3 separate regions of the Homo sapiens genome follow, and regions 1 and 2 are each linked to region 3. Evidence: chromatin loops called from intact Hi-C (ENCODE). Cell type or tissue: PC-9. All regions are shown on one strand. Region 1 has its middle 19 kb from the start of FSTL1. Region 2 has its middle 58 kb from the start of IGSF11-AS1. Region 3 overlaps FSTL1 (follistatin like 1).

Region 1 (8,000 bases), 52 kb after region 3:
GGGGATTTAAATATGTCCTAGAGTTTTGCTTGCCAATGTCAAAGTTTTCCTCTATGGAGAGGTAACAGATTTTCCCTTGCCAAAGTTCTACAAGATGACATCTTGTGTACCTGAAACTTGAGTCAGCTGGGTCACCCTAAACAATTCAAATGCAGCTGGGGGTAGAAGGTGGCAAGCAAAGTCTCCAAGTCACTAAAAGAGGTTTCATGGAAGCTGTGCAACAGAGTTGACTCATGGATAAGCCCCTTAAACCTTCAAACAAAGCCTATTGATTTACATATGTGGGCACCTCGGTTATCAAGTTTCTGGGCTACGATGGGGTTGGAAAATGACAGAAGGATCTGGTTGTATATTGCAAAGAGTAAGAAAAGCTCCTGATAGCATGATAGCAGTGAGGGAGTCAGAAGTACAACAAAAATCAAGTAAAAACATTTTAAAAATTAATGCTGTCAAAGGACATTAGTGTAAATATAATGATTTAAATTTCTCATTTGTTCTTGTACCTAGTACTATAATCAATCATAGTGTTTTAAGTCTCAGTGGGAATTTAAAGAAATCTAACCCAATTATAAAATATGGGATTCATAATTTAACAATATGACATAAGAATAATAGTATGACATGATTTTATGTCCTGAGTCTTTTGGGACATTAGCTTTTGATAACTAAAAGCCACACTTTGGATCTCAACTCTTCCATTTTTTTTGCATAGACTGTAATGGCCTGATTTGTGTACATCCCACATCATACTTTCCTCACCCCACACAGTACCTCAGAGTATGACTGTATTTGGAGATTGGCCCTTTAAAGAGATGATTAAGTTAAAACAAGGCCATTAGAGTGCCCTAATCCAATTTAACTTGTGTCCTATTTGTAAGAAGAAATTTGGACACATAGAAAGACACCAGGAATGTGTGTCCATAGAGAACAGGCTATGTGAGGACACAGTGAGAAGGCGGCCGCATGCAAGCCGAGGACAGAGGCCTCAGAAGAAACCAAATATGCCAACACCTTGGTCTTGGGACTTCCAGCCTCCAGAGCTCTAAGAAAGTAAATTTCTGTTGTTTAAGCCACACAGTCTGTGATACTTTGTTAAGGTGTCCTAGCACGCAAATACAAAGACTACACTGAAGCCCAAATGATAAGAAACGGCTTCTTTGGTATGTGCATTCTGCAGTAGAAACCTACTTGAGGCTTTGTAATTTAGTACCAGGGCAGATGTGTAGCTTTTCCAAGGTCTCCAGGAAGACACAGAATTGAACCCAGTGCTCCTCACCCTGGGCAGGCAGCTTGGTGCAGCAGAAAGAACATAACGTTTTAGCTTCAAATCTAAGCCTTGCTGCGCAGAAGATGGGCTGCAGTCTGTAAATAACTTAACTTCTGTGAGCCTCAGTTTGTTCATTTACAAAATGCAGATGAGCTACAGAAATGACATGTGATGATATTCAGGTTACCTATGTAAAATACCTAGCTCAGGCCTGGCCCATACTGGAGAGGTAACAAATACAGTTCTATTATTGTTTCTGCTACACTGTGTCATAACCTTAAGCCATCAATAAAAGGTTAAATTGTGATTGGTATCCTCTGTCACAGAAGACAGGAGAGTATGTTATCTTTTAAATAGATTTTTAGCTTTATATGATAAGAGGCAAATATCTTGGTGGTTACAGGGATGAGTATTAGGTATTCAGAATGCTTGATTATCCGGAACTATTCCTCAAAGATTATCAATAGTTGAGATTACAGTGTCAACATTTTGTGTCCTCTGAACTGTTTTCAATTTCTATTCTCCTTTTTTAGTTTTTCATTCCAAGAACTCCAGTTCTCTCATAGATGCCCCATGGGAGTGGAGCTCCTCTCAATGACTTTCTTTTTTACTATTTTTTTTTCTGTATTTTCCAAAATGTTCATGATTAATAATGAATGCGTATTACTCTTACACCAAGAAAAGTCATCCTAGAATCTACTAAGAGGTCGGTGAAATTGGCTATTCGATCATTGCTGATCTTGATGGAAGGTGTTTGAGTGACAGTGATAGATGGCAGACTGCATGAGTGGAGGAGTGACTGGAAAGTGGGGGAGCAAAGCTATGTGTGGATGAGAATTTGAAAAGGGAGCTGGGTCTTTTGAAGCCTTTTTTAGGGTAGGAGAAGATGTGGGTGTATTTATAGGTGGGGAGGAAGTAGCTCTTGGAAGGGTGAGATTCAAAATAAAGACAAGAGAGCAAGGCCTGGGAAGAGGTATGAGGGATCAGGTTTGAGGCCCACGTAGGGGAAGGTTACCCCGGTACAGGAGGGCTGAAAGCTCTGCCTCTGGGACAGGCAAGAAGGAGGGAAGTTAGGGCCATGATAGTTAAGTTTAGAGGAAGAGGGGAGAGAAGTTAAGGAGTTGCTGTCTGACAGCATATTTTCTTTGGGAAAAATGATCTCAACTGCTGAGATTGAGGCAGACAACTGAAGAAAGGGCTTATGGAGAGAGTGTGGAGCTGTCAACATGAAGAATAAAAAAGAGTATTAAATGGGGATCAGTGAAATCATTGCCAGTTAGGGATGACGGTCAAGGTGGAGAGAAAATGGGGATAGAGAGAGAGCCGTGAGTTAATAAAGGTTTTTGAAGTGGGGAGCAGTGTCATGACAAAGGGATTTTAGGAAATTTTAAAAAGTGGTGGTATACCAGATGGTAGAAATTAGCTTTCTCACATTCTAGGGTGATTGGTAATGGCATGGAGGAGAGATGTCCAGCAGGGACCTTTTGAAGGAAGACCATCTGCACCTTTATAATAAGGAAGATGCCTGGAAGGCAGCAGGAGCTTCTTGGGACTCCTTTGCATTTTGTTGTTGCCGGTGTTGCCTAGGAAAGTTCTGCACCTTGGTGATAAAAACTGGTTCTGGTTTCCATTTTTCCCATACTTGTGAGCCGACCTCATAGTGTTACTTTGGAGACACCAGCACGAGCCAGCTGTCCCCCCTCCTCAGAGATCTGAGTTTCAGCTACGTGGGTCCCTCCTCTGAGTTCAGAGGCACCAGCAGTGACAAAGAGCCCCCAGCCTGGCTTCAGCTCAGCAGGGCCTCCCTTCTAAGCTTCTAGATCCAGATCATGCTGCCTCTTCCCTTAGTTCCCCTAGCCCTGGGAATGGTGGCTGCTTCTTGCAATTACATGTATTCACACTTTACCTGGATAGTCTTCCAATACCTGTTTAACCAGTTTCTTAAGTTAAATTCTTTCTGAAAAAAAATTAACTGGTTTGGCTTTTGTTTTGAGACAGGGTCTTGCTCTTGTTGCCCAGGTTGGAGTGAAGTGGCATGATCTCGGCTCTCTGCAACCTCTGCCTTCTGGACTCAAGCAGTCCTTTCACTTCTGCCTCCCATGTAGCTGGGACTACAGGTTGCACCATCATGCCCAATTAATCTTTGTATGTTTTGTAGAAACAGGGTTTTGCCATGTTGCCCAGGCTGGTCCTGAACTCCTGGGCTCAAGCAATCCCCCCGTCTCAGCCTCCCAAAGTGCTGGGATTAGAAGCATGAGCCACTGTGCCTGGCCTGTTTTCTTGATTAAACCCTTATTATTAGCGTCACTTAGTTTTCTAGGGCTGCCGGACCAAGTACTGGGTTACTTAAACAGTAGAAATTTATTGTGTAGCAGCTAGAAGCTTGAAATTATCAAGAGACATTGGAACCAGGGTGATTCCATCTTGAATAAGGGTTGAGTGAAAAGAGGGTGAGACCTGCTGGGCTGCATTCCCAAGATGTTACACATTCTTACAGGATGAGATAGAAGGTCAGTAGAACTGGTTTCACAAGATAAGTCACAAAGACACCGCTAATAAAACAGAATGTGGTAAAGAAGCCAGCCAAAGCCCACCAAAACCAAGATGGTGACAAAAATGACTTCTGGTTGTCCTCACTGCTCATTATATTATAATTATAATGCATTATCATGCTAAAAGACACTCACCAGCGCCATGACAGTTTACAAACGCCATGGTAATGTCTGGAAATTACCTTATATGGCCTAAAAAGGGAAGGAACCCTCAGCTCCAGGAACTCCCCACCCCTTTCCTGGAAAACTCATGAATAATCCATCCCTCGTTTAGCATATAATCAAGAGATAACCATAAGTGTACTCAGTCAAACAGCCCATGCCACTGCTTTGCCTATGGAGTGCCCATCCTTTTATTCCTTTACTTTGAATAATCTTGCTTTCACTTTACTCTGTTGGCTCACACTTGAATTCCTTCCTGCACAAAGCCAAGAACCCATGTGGCTCCCAGGCCGAACTCCAATTGTGAGGTCCACCCTGTGACAAAAATCACAGTATAAGCAGGGTTGGTTCCTTCTGAGGGCTGTGAGGGAGGAATCTGTTTCAGGCCTCCATCCTTGGCTTATAAATGGCAATCTTCTTCCTGTGTCTCCATGTTCCATTTCTACCTGTCTCCAAATTTCCCCTTTTCATAAGGACACCAGTCATATTAGATTAGTGCTCACCCAAAAAACCTCACTTCAACTAGATCACCTCTGGAAAGACCCTATGTCTAAATAAGATTACAGTTTGAGGTACTGGGGTTTAGGACTTTAACATATAAATATTGGGGAGTGAATGGGCATAATTCAATCCGTAACATCCACCTTCAGCCCGTAATGAACAGAAATTAGAGAAAACTGTGCTTAAATTAACCACTTCTAGGTTGGTGTACTTGGGCAAGTAGCTTAATCTCTCAAAGCCTCCATTTTAATCCTTTATAAAATGGATATGGTAATTCTTATTTCAAAGATTAGATAGTACTTTTTTTTAATTCCAAATTCTTCTCTTTCTCCTTTTTTATTTTCCAGGAGAAGGTAGAACACGTTGCTCCTCCTCTTGCCCTGCTCACTCTCTTATTCTTACTCTATTTAGATTAAAAAGAAAATAAAGTTTGTTTGCTCATAATTTACTTTGAGCCTTGACTGACAAGGGCTGTACTGATCTCTGGAAATCCATACCTCCACTCCCAGCTCTGCAACCTCTCATTCTAATTTAAGTGCTATCATCAGGGCTTCCTCCCTGCCTGCCTTTGCTCTGTAACTCATTTCTCTCTTCCCTTTGGCACAACCCAGGCGTGGGCTCTATTAGAAACACCTCTTTGCCAAGCAAATCCTGGCCAAGTTTCTCATTGCTAACTGCACTCCTGCCTCTCCATGGAGAGTGCTTTTCCACACACCACGTTGTTTAGAAAGCCTTGTTCCTGGAAGCTGACAAGCTGTGAGTTGCTTAAAATGTAGTAATTTACCTGTGAATAACAAAACTAAATATAGTCATGCAATATACAGTATTTGGAAACAGAAGAGCATTGTTTAAACAAGATTTTGAATAGTTCCCTCCTTAGGAATATGGTAAATGGCCTCAGCAAAATCTGTATTTTATATTTTGAAAAGAAATAGGATTTTTTCTCAAATTTTAATGTGAATAGGAATTACCTGGGCATCTTGTTAAATGCAGCTTCTGATTCAAAAGTTCTGGGGTAGAGCAAAAGATTGGTCTGTGCATCTAAAATTTTCCCAGGTGATGTTGCTATATCTGCCCACCAACAACACTTTGAATAGCAGAGCTTCAGAGATCATAGGACAGAGCTTCTCAATCCTGACTACACATTAGAATCATCGGGAGTTCTTTTAACAAATATCAATGCCTGGTTTCCAACATCCAGAGGTTCTGATTTAATTAATCTGTGATCTGAGTCTTACACTCAGGTTACTGTCTTTTTTTAAAGTGATTCTAATATGCAGCCCAGGTGGAGAATCATTGCTCTAGTCCATTGCTCTTTAACTTTAATATGTATAGAATAGCCTGAGGATCTTGTTAAAATGCATACCCTGATTCAATAGCTCTGGGCCAGAGCCCAAGATTCTGCATTTTTAAAATGCTTTTAGGTCATACTCAGGCTGCTGGTTAACGGACCACATTTTTGAGTAGGAATGGTCTAATTCGGCATTTCTCAACCTTGACACTATTGACATTTGGGGCCAGATAATTCTTTGTTGTAGAGGGGCTGTTCTGTGCATGCGCTGGCCTCAACCCACCTAGATGCCAGTAGTAACCTCCTACTACCACCACCACATGAGATAACCAAATATGTCTCCAGACATTGTCAGATATCCCCAGGGTGAGGGGTGCAAAATCACTACTATCACCACCAACGTCACCTGCTGTGCTGGCTTGATTCATCCTTCTCATTTTACTGGAAATAGGTCCAAAAAGTCCAGTGTTACAATGTCTCCATCTTTAAAGATCTCAGAACCTCTAGGTATTTGAAAGCTGACAGATTACAAAGCTGACAGCTGCCTTAACAGGGTGTGGTAGATAGAAGAATGCACCCCCCACCCCCAGAGAGATATCTATATCCATGTTCTAATTTCCCAAACCTGTGAATGTGTTACTTTACATGGCAAAAGATGCTTTGCAGATATGACTAAGTAAAGGATCTTGAGATGGGAAAATTATTCTGGATTATCCAGATTGGCCCAAGGGTCCTCATAAGAGGGAGACAGGGTGTCTGAATAAGAGGAAGAGAAGTGACAAAGCAGAGGTCAGAGAACTAGTGATTAGAAGATGCTATGCTGTTAGTTTTGAAGATGGTGGGAGGGGCCACAAGCCGAAGAATGCAGGCAGCTTCTAGGAGCTGAAAAGGTCAGGGAATGGATCCTCCCGTAGAGCCTCCAGAAGAAATACAGCCCTGATGACACATTGGTTATAGCCCAGTGAAACCCATTTCTGTAAGAGAATAAATTTATGTGTTAAGTCAATAAGTATGTGGTAAATTGCCACTGCAGCAATAAATTTACACATAGGGGAATGTGATAAGAAGATAAACGATCTTATGTTGTGGGGAAGCAGAAGTAAGGTTGTACTTGGGTAGAATAGAATATAGGGAATGGGAAGGTGATTAAGGCAACTGAACAGACCCTGAGTTGAAAGGGAGAACTGATAATGCTGTTCAAAATTAAGAGTAATGAATGGAAAATTCCATGGGGACCAAGGCAGGACTAGTCGGAGCAGATGGGCAAGGTGGGAAGATTATGTGGGAGAGCATTGGCTGCATGTGTGGGGCCAGAGAGCATCAGTGTACTGCTTCCATGTTGCGGCCCAACATGCTTGGACAGGGCTTTGTGGTCCTTGGTGTTTGCTGCCTCTTAGAATAATCTGAGAGGAGTGTAAAACTCCTGCAGCTCAGGCTGCACCCGTACCAACAAAGTCAGAATCTCTGGGGACATAGTCATTTTTAAAACTTTGTGTGATTCTAATGTGAAGCCACATTTGAGAACCAGTGCTTAAGAAGGTAAACAGTGAGGGACAGACCAATAAATGCATGAACTCAAATTAACTTGTTTCTAGAATAACGGTTCTTTGGCACTTTTGAGGTGGCTACTTTCTTGCAGGGAGTGATGAAGGTGGGAAACCTGGTACCACCTGATGTAGCTGCAGGTGTTGGAGTGAGGATGAGCCCCAGGTTGTATGTAGTGGTGTCCAACGACAAGGCAGGGGGCCCCTCAGCAGTAGGGCAGGGGAATGGGGAAGAGAAGCTGGGAATATTGGAGGCCAGGGCTGAGAATGAGGCTACTTATCTAAATCTTGTCACCCAGAAAAATGTGAGGAATTCATACATGTGCTGGACTGAGGTCAACATCAAGGAAGAAGGGGGAAAGTCTCCAGAAAGCCATGAACCACCATATCCTTTAGCTGATTAACTTTCACTGGTAGTTCAGGGTGTATCTTAGATATGCCTCTTTCAGGAAGCCTTTTCTAACCCGCAAGCCTGAGTTAGATCCTCCCTTTTGAAGCCTTTTCAAATAGCCTGAACTCTATTCACTAGATGCCAGTAGCACTCCCCAATTTGTGACAACCAAAGATGTCTCCAGACTTTGTCAGGTGTTTCCTGGGGACAAGATCACTACCGGTTGAGAACCACTGGTCTAGAGTAATATAACGTGTGCACATCAGACACGGTCAGTTCTGTAGAGTCAAGT
Region 2 (8,000 bases), 1.5 Mb before region 3:
AAGGTATGAATAATTTTAAAAACAAAACCAAGCCTCTGCCAGTGAAAATGCTAAGAGCCCCACTCTGCCAGAGCTCCTCCCTTTCCATGATAGAGCTCTATGAGTGGGTCACTGTGCTGGAGAGTCACTACAAGTTCATCTTTATGGTAATGGAGAAAATTCCACCTCTGATCCCCCCAGGACTGAAGTTACCCTGTTCTTCCTATCACTATTGCATGGCAGATGATGAGAAGACCTGACAACCTCCGAAGGAGCAGACCTCGTCCCCCCAGCCACCTGCTCCAGCCCCTTGCTACCTCCTTGTCATATCCCTCCATCCCTTGGTGTTTTGCTGCTCTTTCCCGTGCCTGCCACACTGTGGAGGTGGGAGAGGCTTTCTTATCACCAAGGTTCCAATGTTCTAACATGGTCCTGGTATGGAATAAATTGTGCATCCCCTGCCTCAATTCATATGTTGAAGCCCTAACCGAAATGTGACTGTATTTGGAGACAGGCCCTTTAAGGAGGTAATTAAGGTTAAATGAAGTTTTAAGGGTGAGCCCCTAATCGGATGGGACTCGTGTCCCTATAAGAGGAGGAAGAGACCCTGGAGATCACTCTCCTTCCATGTGCATACAGAAGGAAGGCCATGAGACGGCACAGGAGAAGGCAGCCACATGCAAGTCAGAAAGAGAGGCCTCCCCAGAAACCAATCCTGCTGCCACTTTGGTATTGGACTTCCAGCCTCCAGAACTGTGAGAAAATTAATTTCTGTTGTTTAAGCCACCAAGTCCATAGCAGATTGTTATGGCAGCTGGAGCTGACAAATATGGTCTGACACAGGAGGGACATGCTTTGTCACTGGCTTCTAGTGTACCCTTCCATTGGTAACCTCCATCTTCAGTCTCTTACAGTGCCTTCCACAGGAAGTTGAGAGACAGCCCTTTGGCACTAAGCCTCAGGAGCTATGAGAGGGAACATCAAGTTGTATTTGAAACCATCCACCCTGCCCTGCCTGCCTAGCTTTGTCCAGAGTCTGAGCTGTAAGTTCCCTAAGTCCAATTCACGATTTCCCTCAGCTGGCCCATCTATTCTATCACCACCCAAAAAGGACCCCAGCCCTTCTCTTGACCCTCTAGAAATCTTTCTTGGGAAGACAACACTGGCCTCTGCGGAACACTCACTCTGCAGTGACTGCTTTTTTCATTTAAAGGTCTCTTTTCCTGTGTGTCTCTGTGCTTCTCACAGCATCTTTCCTTGTCTCTTTCTTTTGAAAATATCCTTTTGTTATTCTTTCTCTGTCTCACTCTTGAGGTCTGTCCTCATCTCTTACTCCTAATGATTCCCTTTCTATTTCTTTCTTCTCTTTCACCCTTAACATTGAAGTATGTTATTTTTAACTTATTGAATATGGCTTGTTCTCTAATACTAATTTGATAAGTAAATGAGTCCAAAATATATGCCTCCTCTTGCATAACAACAAATAAGCAAACAGAGATAAAATTAACATAGCTTCTCTAATCCTTGACTCCACTTTTCCTGGGTTCCTCTGCTCAGCACTACTAACCAACATTTGTTGGTGCCACAAGGGGGCAGTGTGATCAAGCAGATTATTTAACCCAAGCAGCTATAAGAGAAGTCAGAGGAGGCAGGGAAAGGTAGAGGCAGAAATCAAGAAATTGCCTGCTTCTGTCACTGGGGAAGGGCCATGGCAGGCAAAGAGCATGGAGAATGATTCCACTGGCTTTCTGACTCATCAGTTTTTATATCTGTGAAATGAGATTATACCCAACTAGAGGAACTTAAAGTTCATCCTGGCGCAAAAGTCTTTTGATTGGAAATCAAAAGGCAGGGGAGGGTGGTGAGGTCAAGGATGACTGAATCTTTCAGTACGGTTGAGCACAGGGACCTGGAGGCTTGCTTATGCACATATTGATTGTGTGGTAATGGAATGGATAAAGAGAAAGATCTAGCCGGTATCTGGAAATTTGTGCCTAGAACTCAGAAGAAAAATGAGGAAAAGAAATGTGATTTGGGAGGTCACAAAAGCCACTTACATGGAGAGCCAAATGTTCTGCGATCTCCACCTGATGACTTAGGCAAGACTCTGCTTCCCAGTCCTGTGTCTTCCTAACTTCCCAAGCTGGGACCCAATATGGGCCTGTCCTAACTCTGTCATTTGCAAGTGACAAAAACTCAAGTCAAATTAGAATTAGTGAAAAAGGCGATTGGCTTTTGTCTCTGAAGCACTAGCCAATATAGTGTGAGACACATACATAATTTTAAAAGTGCTTACCAGTAGACACACTTTGGAAAGCTGAAAGGTCAAGGTAAAATTAATTCTAGGAATGTATTTTTTAAATTCAGTATATCCAAAATTATTCTACTTTGAATATGTAATCAGAATGTTAAAATTATTGAGACATTTGAAAATTTGTGTACAAAATCTTCAAAATGTGGTATGCATTTTACATTTCCAGCCATCTCAACTTGGCCTAGCTATATTTTATGTGCTCAATAGCCACATGTGCCAATGACAATCATATTAAACAGTGCAGATCTAAAGCTAGACCCTTGACATAGGGCTGGATCCAGGAACTTAAATAAATAGTATGGTGTGTGCTAAGTTTTGCATTTCTTTGCATGTTGGGCTCATCCTCTCCAAAAAGATACTTTGGGGAAGATGGCCCACATGTAGTTGCAGCTTATGTTGTGCTTACACCTCACAGTCACAGAAGAAAAGACAATGCAATTTCAATAGCTTTGATTGGTCCTGATGATGTCACATGATCCTCCATGAATCAATCACTGAGGCCAGGGGAATGGAACCAACTCTAACCAACATTGTTTTCAATAGCTCAGGCAAACAAAGCTCTGATTGCCCAGGCCTGGCCACATGCTCCTCTCTGGACCTGAGGGTAGAATGAAGAGGCTGTTCAGCCCCACCCGAGCCACACAGAATGAAGGAAGATGGGTCTCCAAAAGAAGGGATGTGGCACACATCACATACATCCATTTAACTGCCACTTGTAGATTTAAACAGCCCAGAAACCCTGGATTCCATGCAATCCCAAGGCAAGGGAGATTAGGAAGGTACTAATAGCTGTCCATCCAGTCACACCTTGATGACCAGTTCTTTTTCTACTTACACCATAATCATAGTATCACAGGAGTGGAATTCCACTGGATTCCCACTTCTGAATCTGCAAGTCCATTTAGCCAGCTTCTCAATGCTTGTGGCCAGATCCCGGATTCCTCTGAGGGTCTAACCTGTTCCTCCATCAGGCCCCTTGGAGCTTAGATTTAATTTTAACCACATGCCCTGTGCTTTTTCCCTTGTAGAGCTCACATTTGCTCTGAAGCTCAGATTTAGTAATCTTAGGCTCAGCTCCTTCATTCAACTATAGTTGCCTTTGAGAGGCAACCTCAGTCCTCATGGTGCTTTCCTGACACTAAACTCTGATAATTTACATAGCAATAAAAAATTACACAGAGATTGTATAGTATAAATAACAACAACATAAGACTATGGAGCCATATTGAAGCTGGGATTCAAATCCCAGCTCTGCCACTTAGTGTCTCTGTGATGTTGTGCCAATTAACCTTCCTATGCTTTTTTTTTTTTTTTTTGTCTTCAACATATGGATAAAAGACAACTTACTTACCAGGCTTGTGGTGTAAGTTAGATCTATAAATATATGCAAAATGCAAACCACTTTATGCACAGAATTTACAGAGCTTTTACATACACAATATTTAATCCACATAACAATCCAGTTGTGTAGGCAAGGTAGGGTTTAGTTAGAGAGCTAGAGAGTGGCACACAGCTGGCAATGTGATGATTCCAATCCAGTGCACCACCCAGTCGGCCCACTGCCTCCTCCACCACCTGGGGGCAGCACAGGGCACAGTGTGAGCACTCAAGTATAATTCATAACTGGCTTTCCGTTTACAGAAGCACATCAATTAAAGAAGAATGAGTATTCCATGGCACAGTGAAACTGATTTTCATGTGGGGCTTGTAGGATCTGTCATTACTAATTCATCACGCTTCAAATATTCAACCCAAATGTTGAATTTTTAAGGGTTGCAGTTTCATAGAATTTGCAGTAAGTGTCACCCTACAGCTACTGAACAATCAATGCCCCAGATCTAAAAGTAACAAGAAAGTGAAAAAGTGTAATGCACATCCTATAACATCACCTACATTTTAACCTAGATAAAACAACACAAAGCAAAAAGAAAAAAACAAAAAACATTGCACCATTTCATGTTACATTGCAGATGACTGTTTTTGCGGCATATTTCTTCCCACTGCATCCCCTTGACTCCCTATTTGTCAGGAAGTGTCTTTGGGACATGGTTATGTGCTAATTGCTGGAGACTGGCAGACTGTTAAAGTAGAATTTTCAAAAGCGTTACTTGTTCTGTTGTTTTGATATCCCCCAAGTCCTATGACTATCCCTCAGAGTTGGATCTTCTTGATGCAAAGCTGCCCCTAACAGCACACTGTCCTCTCCCTACCTTCTTTGCTCCTTCCCGGATCAACAGTCATGATGAACTTGGTTGCCCTTATAGCTGGACAAGCGTGTTTTAGGACTATTTAAAAACATGGGGGATAACAGTAACCTTGTATTTGTTTTACTCCTTGTACTTTTCAAAGAAATTTTTTTAAATATCTGTAATCTCACTTGAAATTTATAACTACCTTGTATAATGAGTAGGGCAGATATTGTACTCATTTCAGAAAAGTGGAACTAGTCTAGAGAGGTTAAGTCAATTGACTAAGATTGCACAGCTGGTCAGCTGAAGGAAGTACTGTATTTCCCAAATCCAATCCCAGAACACATTCTGCTATTGTTAAAGAGGAACCAGGGTCTAATATGCATATTAGCATAACTTAGGTGTGTTCCATACTAAGTAGATTTTGACTGAAAGAGAATAATCAGCTTCAACAGTCTCAATAGCCGCAAAATCATAATCTCCCATTTATCTACAGTGTAGGATGGTAAAGAATAGAACTTTCTGGTTAGAGTGCCACACATATATCTATGATTTGATACTGCTAGAGTGGCTATCCTAATCTTGATCTATGTTAGGATTTCTAGAATGTAAGTTTATTTGAGGGGACAGAATTTGGTTTGCTTCCACATCTTCAGCACCTGGAACAGTCCCAGGCACATAGTAAGTGCTTAATTTGTAGTTTTAAATATTTAAAAATCTTAAATATTTGTTGAAAAAATAAAATCCGGAGAAAAGCAAAGCAGAAAGGAAAAATAGTGAAAATGTGTGCACTGTGGCTTTGCACAATTCAGCTTTCCAGGTTTGCCTCAGTCACTTAATATATAGAGGTATATATCTTCCATTTTATATCTGATTCTGTTCAATAGACAGAACTACAGAACAAATGAGACATTTAGCAGTTGGCATCCCTGCATTTTCCCTGAGCCCTTGTTATTTCCCCAGTATTCATAAATGCCATATTCAAATATTAAAGTCATTCACAGTCATCCAAATCAGAATCTTCAATCCACAAATGGATTTCCTGCCCCGACTCTCACCCCTCAGTCAAGTTAATAGTTTCCAAGTTTTGTCCATCAGAAATGGCTGAGTTTTGAGCAGAATATACTGTGATTTTTTACGTGTGTTTTTCAATGGCCCTATACTTGGATTGTGTCCCATCCCATCATCAAATTGCTCCAGAAATATCACCAAACCCAGGCCATCAGAGGATTTCAACCACTGCGTTGGGGCTAGAGGCTAGAGAGCACTCTAGAGTCTCATGGAGTATACTGGGCAGTTTGTCATCTGATTTCTCCATTGGAAAGCAAGACTGGGTTCCCAGGCACATGCATTTCTTGCCTGAATTATTGAAATAATCACCCAGCTAGCTTATGAAACTTAGTTTCTCCTCCACTTTCTCATTCTGTAATATAGGGCTGACGTCATCACTTCACTTTCTGCTTTCAAACCTTATGGTGCTTCAGTTCCCAAGAATAAAGGACAAAAACTTAGCAGTGCATGTAAAACCCCTGATCTCCGGCCCTAAACTATTTGACTATATTACTGCTCTCTTTCACCAACTATCCATGAACAACACTACCTGCTATAATCAAAGTTAATAAACACTTTCAACAACCCCATCTCAGTTCCTTGATTATTCTGATTTCTCTGCCCTGGAATGTGCATTGCTCCCTCCTGTAATGCCTGAGAATGTTCACTAGTCAGAGCCCAATACTAAAAAATTCACCTGAGCACATATGATGTTGCTGGTAGTATAACTTGCTATAATCTTTCTAGAAAATAATTTGGCAATAGATATCAGGAGACTAAAAGCTCATATTCTCTGGCCCAAATATTTTCCCTATCTATCCTTTCTAAGGAAACAAACTTAAGAAATTATCCCCTGGGAAATCCATTACAGTGTTATTTATAATAGTAAAAAATACAATGACCCAAATTTCCTCCTGTTGAAGAATGTTTAAAACAGCAACTTTCAAACTTTTTTGACCATGATCCTCAATAAGAAATAAAAGGTGTATTATAATCCAATTACACTATTCATTTATATCCACACAGTAAACATACATTTATGTGTGTGTGTCTGTGTGGAGAGATCTGAAGTAAAATCTTCATGAGACAATACATATTGTTAACTACATATAATGCATACAATTTCATTTTTTAAAATGTTGATTACAACCCACTAAACCTACCAATTAATATGTTGTGAGCCACTGTTTGGAAAACAGTAGATTTAAAATATGATCGTAGTATAATGGAATAATACTTAGTTACATAAATATTTCTTAAAATAATAATCGCCCAAGAATATAATAGTTATAGAAAGCAAGGTACTGGTTAGGCAAGTGGCTCACGCCTGTAATCTCAGCACTTTGGGAGGCAGAGGTGGGTGCATCACGAGGTCAGGAGTTCAAGACCAGCCTGGCCAGCATGGTGAAACCCAGTCTCTACTAAAAATACAAAAAATTAGCTAAGCATAGTGGCAGGTGCCTGTAATCCCAGCTACTGGGGAGGCCGAGGCAAGAGAATCGCTTGAACCCCGGAGGCAGAGGCTGCAGTGAGCCAAGATCGCACCACTGCACTCCAGCCCGGGTGACAGAGTGAGACTCCATCTCAAAAACAAAAACAAAAACAACCAGCGAGGTACCAACTGTCTACACAGCGTGATTTTAATATTTTTTGAAGTATATATGCATTGGGATAGTTCTCTGGGGCCATTGCTAAGACAGAGGGTACTCCACTGTGGTCAACAATTTGCCTAATATTTCTATGTCGCAGTTTCTTGCAGGGAGCATAACAGAAGAGCATAGCATTCAGACAGTCCTGGAGTCCTGTGTGCTCTTGGATTAACTGTAAAATGTATTCATTTTACTTGGCTGGGCACAGTGGCTCATGCCTGTAAACCCAGCACTTTGGGAGGCCGGGGCAGGCAGATCACTTAAGTCCAGGAATTTGAGACCATCCTGGGCAACATGGCAAAACCCCACCTCTACAAAAAATACAAAAATTAGCCGGGCACAGTGGCACACGCCTGTAGTCCCAGCTACTTGGGGAGCTGAAGTGGGAGGATCGCTTGAGCCTCGGAGATCAAGGCTGCAGTAAGCCAAGAACGCACCACTGCACTCCAGCCTGGGTGACAAAGTGAGACCCTGTCTCATTTAAAGAAAAATAAAAGTATTCATTTTATTCAATAAACACCATTGGCCATAAATATTATGTGCTCAGAACTAAAAAATGTGAAGGTGTTCCAAATCTATCACATGAAGGCAGACATTTAAACAAATAAATGCACTAGTGTTTCAGATGATGGATGGATGATGTACAGTGGGGGCCAAAAACGAGAAAGAGAGTGCTCATTTCTATTGGGAGATAATGCCTGACCTGAGACTAAATAAACATAGGTTTCCACCAGGAAGTCAAGGAAGAAACGAAGAGCAATCCAGGTAGAAAGAAGGAGCACAGAGAAGGGTGAATCTTCGTGGTAAATTCAGGGCTTA
Region 3 (8,000 bases):
TCCTTAACCTGGGGACTAAATTGGTTGTATTTAATTTGCAGAAAGACGTGTTTCCAGGCTATGGGTTGTTTTGACAGAAAACAGAATGTCCAAGGTATTTATGTTCACTTTAGTGGCAGAACTTGTCAGAATCCAGCCTACAAAAGAAGTATTTATCAAAGGCTCTCTTTGTTTTTTAAACATTAAAAAAAAAACTCCCTCTCCCTCTCCCCCTCCCCCTCCCTCTCCCTCTCTTTCCACGGTCTCCCTCTCATGTTGAGCCGAAGCTGGACTGTACTGCTGCCATCTCGGCTCACTGCAACCTCCCTGCCTGATTCTCCTGACTCAGCCTGCCCAGTGCCTGCGATTGCAGGCTTGCGCCGCCATGCCTGACTGGTTTTGGTGGAGACGGGGTTTCGCTGTGTTGGCCAGGCCGGTCTCCAGCCCCTAACCGCAAGTGATCCGCCAGCCTCGGCCTCCCGAGGTGCCGGGATTGCAGACGGAGTCTCGTTCACTCAGTGCTCAATGGTGCCCAGGCTGGAGTGCAGTGGCGTGATCTCGGCTCGCTACAACCTCCACCTCCCAGCCGCCTGCCTTGGCCTCCCAAAGTGCCGAGATTGCAGCCTCTGCCTGGCTGCCACCCCGTCTGGGAAGTGAGGAGCGTCTCTGCCTGGCCGCCTATCGTCTGGGATGTGAGGAGCCCCTCTGCCTGGCTGCCCAGTCTGGAACGTGAGAAGCGTCTCTGCCCGGCCGCCATCCCACCTAGGAAGTGAGGAGCACCTCTTCCCGGCCGCCATCACATCTAGGAAGTGAGGAGCGTCTCTGCCCGGCCGCCCATCGTCTGAGATGTGGGGAGCGCCTCTGCCCGGCCGCCCCTACTGGGAAGTGAGGAGCCCCTCTGCCCGGCCACCACCCCGTCTGGGAGGTGTGCCCAACAGCTCATTGAGAACGGGCCAGGATGACAATGGCGGCTTTGTGGAATAGAAAGGCGGGAAAGGTGGGGAAAAGATTGAGAAATCGGATGGTTGCCATGTCTGTGTAGAAAGAAGTAGACATGGGAGACTTTTCATTTTGTTCTGTACTAAGAAAACTTCTTCTGCCTTGGGATCCTGTTGATCTGTGACCTTACCCCCAACCCTGTGCTCTCTGAAACATATGCTGTGTCCACTCAGGGTTAAATGGATTAAGGGCGGTGCAAGATGTGCTTTGTTAAACAGACGCTTGAAGGCAGCATGCTCATTAAGAGTCATCACCACTCCCTAATCTCAAGTACCCAGGGACACAAACACTGCGGAAGGCCGCAGGGTCCTCTGCCTAGGAAAACCAGAGACCTTTGTTCACTTGTTTATCTGCTGACCTTCCCTCCACTATTGTCCTATGACCCTGCCAAATCCCCCTCTGTGAGAAACACCCAAGAATTATCAATAAAAAATAAATAAATTAAAAAAAAAAGAAAGAAAAAAAATCTTTAGCTCTATTTAGAGATCTCTGCAACGTTCTTTTAATTTCTAAATTATTGCTTTTATACAATGGAATAAATACATATTCATGTTTGTTTTTCAAAAAAAAAAAAACATTAAAAAAAAAAAACCCTGCATCTCATCTACTGTTTTTAAAAATTTGCATATCCTCTGACCTAGCAAGCCCTGGTGTCAATCAATGCTACAGAAATAAAGGCAGGGGCATATAAGGGTATTTGCACAAGGATGTTATTGGTTATAGTGGTAAACAACCCAAAGAACCAACTGAATGTCCATCTATGGGAAAATGATTGAATAAATCTAGTTCTTTTATATTACTAAACATTATGCCACTACAATGAGTTAAATGAGTTAAAAGTATATGTGCTGATCTAGAGGGTTGTCCCTGATAAATTAATGAGTAAAGAATACAAACTGTATATATCTATATCCATATCATGATCCCATTTTTGCATAAAATAGGGGGAACCATTATGTCTACAGTAGCATATAAACCCTATGCTTATAGTAACATAGAAAAGAAAAACATGTGGAACATGTATCAAATTGTTAACGCTGGTTACTTCAGACTAAGGGATTGAAGGGTTATGGGGGAAGATTATAATTTTATGCTTGTGTAAATGTCTGTACTATTTGACTTATATAAAACAATTCTTATTTTTTAATTAAAAAATCTTATAAAGCTAAATTTTTTTAAAAGAAAAAATATCCATGCTTTAAAAATCAGGAATCTGGAATAAGAATTCCACGTTTTTCAGGGGGATGAAGAATGCTTTTATAAAGAGAATGAAATCATTGGCACTGCCTGCTGATGGGTGGCTCCGCAAGGTACCACATTGGCCTTGGCCACTGTCCTCTGGCTCCCGACATCAGGACTTACCTCAATGCAGAGACAGGTGGGTTCCCCTTTCTCTGTGACTGCACATTCCCGGCCGGCTCCACAAAACACATTGGCACAGATCTTGGATTTGCTCCTTAGCTCTTCCTAAAACATACAATCATAAAGGAAACCGTGTGACTGAGATGAACCCATTATGGAATGAGCCCATAATGAGATTATCTTTCAGGCTTGGGCTTTGCTCTGGAGTCATGGCTCATGGTCTTAAACAGCTAGATGTTGGGTCTTAAACAGCTGTTGGAGACGTTGCCTCCAACAGCTAGTGCCCTACTCCCAGATACTGCTTCAGCCCAGGTTCAGGTACTTCTGAGTCCCTAATATGTTTCTCAAAGAGCAAGAGTTCCTTTCTTGCATGCTTCCTTTCTTCTAAAAATGCTTGTTGAGCACCAATTTTATGCCAACACTACGCTGAGATGGAGATACAAAGGACAGACCCTGTCCTCAGGAAGCTCCATGACTCTCAGAGGAAACTCACAAAGAAAGAGACATTTGGAAAACAACACAGGAAGTGCAAGAACAGGATCACCAGGGAGCTGGAGGGGAGGAAGAGGGTGAGAATTTTTCAAAGGATACTTTCTGAAGATACTAGGTCTTAACTGATTCTTAAAGGGTGAGAGGAGTAAGTCAGGCAGAAATGGAAACATTGTACAGAACTATGACTATCTGAAGGACCCAAACCTGACTGAATGGTGTTCTAGGCATTATCATCTCAAAGGGCAAAAGAAGGATGGCTAAACCATTGGAAACGTGGATTCGCTATTTTTGCTATGGTCCCATTTAGCCCCTACCCATGTCTGCCACTGTCTTCAAGATTAAGAGGGCGAAGCTGCCTGAAAGTAGAACTATTCTCAAATCATTTGCTAGTCAGGCATTCCCCTGTTCAGACGTGTGCAGCAGAACTGACAAGGCAGGGAATGGTCTCAGTGTATGCCACCTGAGAATGTGGGGGTATTGACAGGCACTGATCTGTTGGTGGCTCATCCCTTCCCTCCCATTCACTGGTGGCAGAAAGCCAGCCCCACCTCATTCACCACTCAACCCAGGGGTAGTGGTGGTTGCATGAAGGAGAATGTGATTTCCCCAGCTTCTCATCCTGACTGGCTGGGCAGGCAAAATCACGAAAGACCTCCAGACTCAAGGCTACTGGGCTAGATGCTGTGACAAAACCAACAAAGACTGCAGGAGGCACGATGGGGTCATGGGGCTGGCTGGGGTAAGGCAGGGATGGAACCAGACAGTCCACCCTCCAGGCCATGTCTACCACATTATGCAGAGAACTCACACCCACAAGTCTTGTAACAGTACAATTCTTATAGTTGGTGAATGTTTTATACTCAAGATTAGGGGAAAAAAGCAAAAAGAAAGAAGAGGCTTTCGAGCTGAGGTGCTGTATCCAATACAGCTAGTCTGCTGCCACCCAGAGGCTGCTCTGCAAACTCCAGGTCATTATTTTCTGTCCCAAGCCAGCTTGCTGGTCATGCAGGGCTCCCATTGGTCTAGAAGCCGTTCTCAGCTCACATTTCATTGGTTCACATGCTGTTGATAAACCAATTCTTTTTTGAATGTTGCTAAGGCGAATTCAAGAAAGCTAGCAGGCGGGGAAGAAAGAGGAAGTAATTCCCAGAAGTCCGCGGGGATTGGAGAGCTTTTGTTTTCCTAAACAGAGAGTGGAGATAAAAATCAAGGATATTCTCCAGGCAGGGCCCTCTTGTGGAAACTGTGCCTGACAATGTAAGGCAACACGAAAAAGGAAGAGGAAAAGGTTTTTGCTGACGAGTTGTTCCCATGAGTTATGGACACACAAATGCATAAAAAAGCATGCTCAGACACATGCCTGCACTCAAAGACACCCGCACACAGCTCCACAGGCAAACACCCACAAACCTCCACTCACTAGTCTCTGTCCTTAACTAGTAATTTTCATTCTTTAAGGCTCACATGTCCTCATCTATAAAGTAGGGGTAAATGCCAACCCTGCCCTGCGGAGATTCAGTGAGATACATGTGGAAGTACCAACTGTAAAACAAGCTGCATATGAAACCTGTTATTCATGGGAATGCCTTATAGAGCTACTTGCAGAAAAGCCTGTGGCATGTATGGAACCTCCTTTTAACTTACATTGTTGTTTTTAGTAAGTATTAAAAACGGATTGAATTAAACCAAGTCATTTTTCAGGAATAGTTCTCAAAAATCCATTTGAAGAAACAGATAACTTTTGAGTTATAACAACTAATATTTGAATAGTACAATTTACAAAATGTTTTCATACACATGATTTTGTCTTATAGGGAAACCCTGCAAGAATAGGTATATTATTATTAACCCTATTCCATAGATGAGGAAATTGAAGACCAGAAAGGTCAGATAACTTGCCCAAGTTTCCAAAGCTAGAAATGAGAGGAGCTAGGATTCCAACTCGTATCTTCAACCACTGATAACTAAACTCCCATTTATAAATATCCGGCATCCTACTATTTTTATTATATGTGATTTAAGCTCTTCAATAACTCCTTAAGTTAGACATCATTACTAGCCCCATTTCACAGGTGAGAGAGCAGAGGCTTAAATAACTAGAAAGTGGCAGAGCTAGAATTCTGCCCAAAGGGAAAGCAGTTTATATTTGATTTATTTTCATATCCAGATGACGTAAGGAAATTATGATGGGGGTGTGAGTTGCATAATTAGCAAGTGTCGGGAGAATGTGCGTTAAGAGTGCGTCAGAGATTTAGGTTTAAATTACCCACATCCCACCTCTATTCCTTACTTGCTGGTCGTGGGCCAGGTGCTCTCTTTAAACCTCAGCTTCCTCGTGAAAACTGGGAGTACTGATTCTTAGAGGGTTGTTGTGAGGATTAAACGGGATGTACTGCAGGCAGCACAGTGCCTGCCACACAACTGAAAGTGGCTATTACTACAGTGGGCAATTTATTTTCAGACAACTTTCCCACTGAGATGCTGTCACTACCACCTTGGGCTGTCATGTCCCCGTTTTTCCCTGTCCTCCCTTGCACTGCAGTGATAATAGAGAACAGAAGGACTCACTGAATGGAAAAAACAAAAGGCCCGTTTGAAGAGCACACAGAGAAGGGGGGAGCCACTAGTTACACAATCATTCCTCTTTGCAGGTGACACGTCTGTCAATAGGTGGCAATCTCTCTCTGTCTTGCACAGCCCAGCACTGCAATGCAGAAGCGCAGTGTTGGCTCCTGCAGCTCCACCCAGCTCTGTCCTCGGAACAAGAAGTGGTGCAGGAGGTGGAAGAATAGGGTGGCTGCTCCAAAAACATGGGTAGGGGGATCTACCAATGTGGGGGAGGTCTCACCTGCAGCCTCATAGCCCTCCCCAGTGATCCCCATTCACAGGCATGCTTTGATGCAGAAATCAACAATGAAGAAAATTTTCTCCAGAGAGATAGGCTTTGTGCCATTGAAAGCTCTTCTCCAAGCCTCATCTTCTCTGGGAGTGGGAGTGTCAGGTGCATCCCCGAGGTGCCTAGAAAGTTGCTTAGGGTGGTGGGTAGTCTTACCCATCTACTGAGAAACTGATTCTGAGTGGGGGAAAAGAACACCTTGAGAGGGGTTGAACATGCTCATGGGTTCAACCCTTCTCGTGGTGAGGAAGAGGGAGATGAAGCAGGGTGGCAGGTGATGATGGGGAGAGGGGTGGCGCTCGATGGCTGACCTGAGGGGCTCTCCACAGCGACTATGAGAAGTGAGAACCTTGGAAGGTTTGGGATTGGGTAGGTAACATGATGGATATGGTGCTTTGGAATGTTAATTTGTGTTGGGTCCTTTCTGAAATTCTGATTCAAAGTGCAAGGCAGCCTGGATGGAGAGAGGCTGCAAGCAGGAAAACCGGCCAGGTTTAAGACTGTAATCTAGTCGGGGATGACAAGGGCCTAGGACCCAGGGCCAATGTTAATTTTAGCACCTTCAGCTGAGTGAGGCTCTGCAGATATCTCTGTCCTCACAACCTCTGTGCAGGTCTCTGTATTTTTAGTCCCATGTAACAGATGCAGAGGCATCGGAGAGTCAGGAAAGCTCTGTGACGCATGGAGGCCACATAACTAGTGAGAGCTGACTCAGGAATAGAACAAAGGCCAGTCTGACTCCAGAGCCTCAAGGTTCCCTCTTGGGGTACAATCAAGGCAGTGAGCTTTGGGGAGTGGGGACAGTTCCAAGGGCTGGCACAGGGTGAGGTCACAAGGTACAATGCAGTTCTTGCAAATAGAAGTGTTTGTTCTACCACTGTAATGATTTTAGGAATGAGGTCCCAAAGCAGTATGAGGACTTCATGTATGCGTAGATAACCACATTGGCACATGGATGTTTTCTAGGAGTATGAGGTCACAGGCAGGTCCAATATCACAAAAGTATGAACCTATAAGTCTAAATGTACCTGTGAGAATGTAATTGATTTGAGTGGGGGTAGAGGGTGTGTTTTGGAAGTGTGGACACTCAGATATATTGATAAAAATCAGCAAAATATCTGCCTGCAATGGAGAAACATCAGATTTCTAGCTTTATCCTTCTGCATCATCTTCCTGACCAGTCTCCGTGTTGTTTTCATTTCGTGTGTTGCAAGCCAAGCTCTGGAGATTTGGTCTCATTAATTTTCACATTGCAAACTCCCTTTGGTAGAAGACAGACTGGGAACATTCCTGACTTTTTACTAGGTAGAAAGTATCTGAGCAACGGTCAGCCATTGAATGGCAATATTCATACTTGCACAGCAATTCTGGTTGATCTGTAATTTTACTGTCATTTTTGATTCTTTTTAGATAGGCAGGCAGGGGATACCTCTGAGGCCCTTCTAGATTTAAGATCCTATGGTGAAAATAAAACTGAGGCTCACAGCTACATGTGACTGGTCCAAGATCTCACAGTTGTAGAATTGAGGCCTGGCCCTAGGTCTCCAGACTTTAATCCCAGCCTCTTTCCACTAAACCACTCTACCTCTTTACAAATCAAAGCCAGGAAATGTCTTGAATCCAAGGTCTTAAAAAATGGAAATGATTTTTGCAATCAAAAAAGATCTTTGCAAGCAAATGGAGAAGCAAGTTATTTGCAAAACTACCAGTAGAGGTGATCGTGCATCTGAGTCTCTGGGCCAACCAGAATTAAGTCTGAACATAAAATACACGTTGAATGTTTAAAAAAAAGTCTTCTGAAGTAAAATAATTTCTGGAAGAACAGTGTGCTTTGGCAGGAAAGGAAGCTTATAAGCAAAGCCATAAAACTGTCAGTTTAATATACCATCATTTCACTAACATGAAGTGGGCCGGCTCTGTCCCCTCCATTCTTTTCCTCCTTCCAACTCTTTTAAAAAAGAACAGCTCTACTTATGCCAAGGTGGAATTTTGGCTCTACTTGCCACTATTCTGCGACAGAGTGGCTTTGTTGACGTGAGAAAGGCTCTCTTTGCTTTGCCAGAATTAGTCATGGAAACTTCACAGGAACACCAGGGCCCCTCAGATATACACAGAATACCATGGAGCTGGGGACAAAGGAATTCACAGAACTGGGGAGAGCAGGGGGAGGTCTGCAGTGGGGCGTATGGGGTGAGATGCTGGTTGCTCCCAGGCAGCTCTTCTGGAACCCAGTAGCACAGGCCTGAGAAAAGCAGAGAGAAAGAGCAAAACC

The links. Hi-C counts contacts between places; a loop is a spot of excess contacts. Peaks named below come from ENCODE experiments on the same cell type or tissue, not always from the same donor. Only the 100,000 strongest peaks of a DNase experiment are listed, where the experiment ranks them.
Region 1: a loop joins it to region 3, with 4 times the contacts of the local background. A loop is called at or near these places in 16 of 110 quality-filtered maps.
Region 2: it touches region 3 in a loop (7-fold over the local background); 3 of 110 quality-filtered maps call a loop at or near these places.

The regions. Positions count from the first base shown.
Region 1 is chr3:120,465,946-120,473,945 of GRCh38, forward strand. No RefSeq gene overlaps it. Among named protein-coding and RNA genes, the nearest start is that of FSTL1, 19 kb to the left of the region's middle. RefSeq lists an enhancer at 3,863-4,784. In PC-9, no CTCF peak of the experiment used is centred here; DNase peaks (open chromatin) are centred at 2,886, 3,196 and 3,756; H3K4me3 peaks cover 2,005 bases; H3K27ac peaks cover 3,271 bases.
Region 2 is chr3:118,880,988-118,888,987 of GRCh38, forward strand. No RefSeq gene overlaps it. Among named protein-coding and RNA genes, the nearest start is that of IGSF11-AS1, 58 kb to the right of the region's middle. In PC-9, CTCF peaks have their summits at 1,578 (motif pointing right), 1,780, 3,884 (motif pointing right) and 4,083; no DNase peak of the experiment used is centred here.
Region 3 is chr3:120,413,583-120,421,582 of GRCh38, forward strand. It overlaps FSTL1 (follistatin like 1), which reads right to left. Exons shown (of 11, transcript NM_007085.5): 3 at 2,341-2,445. LOC124900546 (a long non-coding RNA gene) reads right to left here. Exons shown (of 2, transcript XR_007096030.1): 2 at 3,655-8,000. It also overlaps the pseudogene BTNL12P. Among named protein-coding and RNA genes, the nearest start is that of MIR198, 22 kb to the left of the region's middle. RefSeq lists enhancers at 105-787, 3,520-3,689. In PC-9, CTCF peaks have their summits at 3,742 (motif pointing left), 3,775 (motif pointing left), 5,503 and 5,705; DNase peaks (open chromatin) are centred at 3,879 and 5,529; H3K4me3 peaks cover 629 bases; H3K27ac peaks cover 504 bases.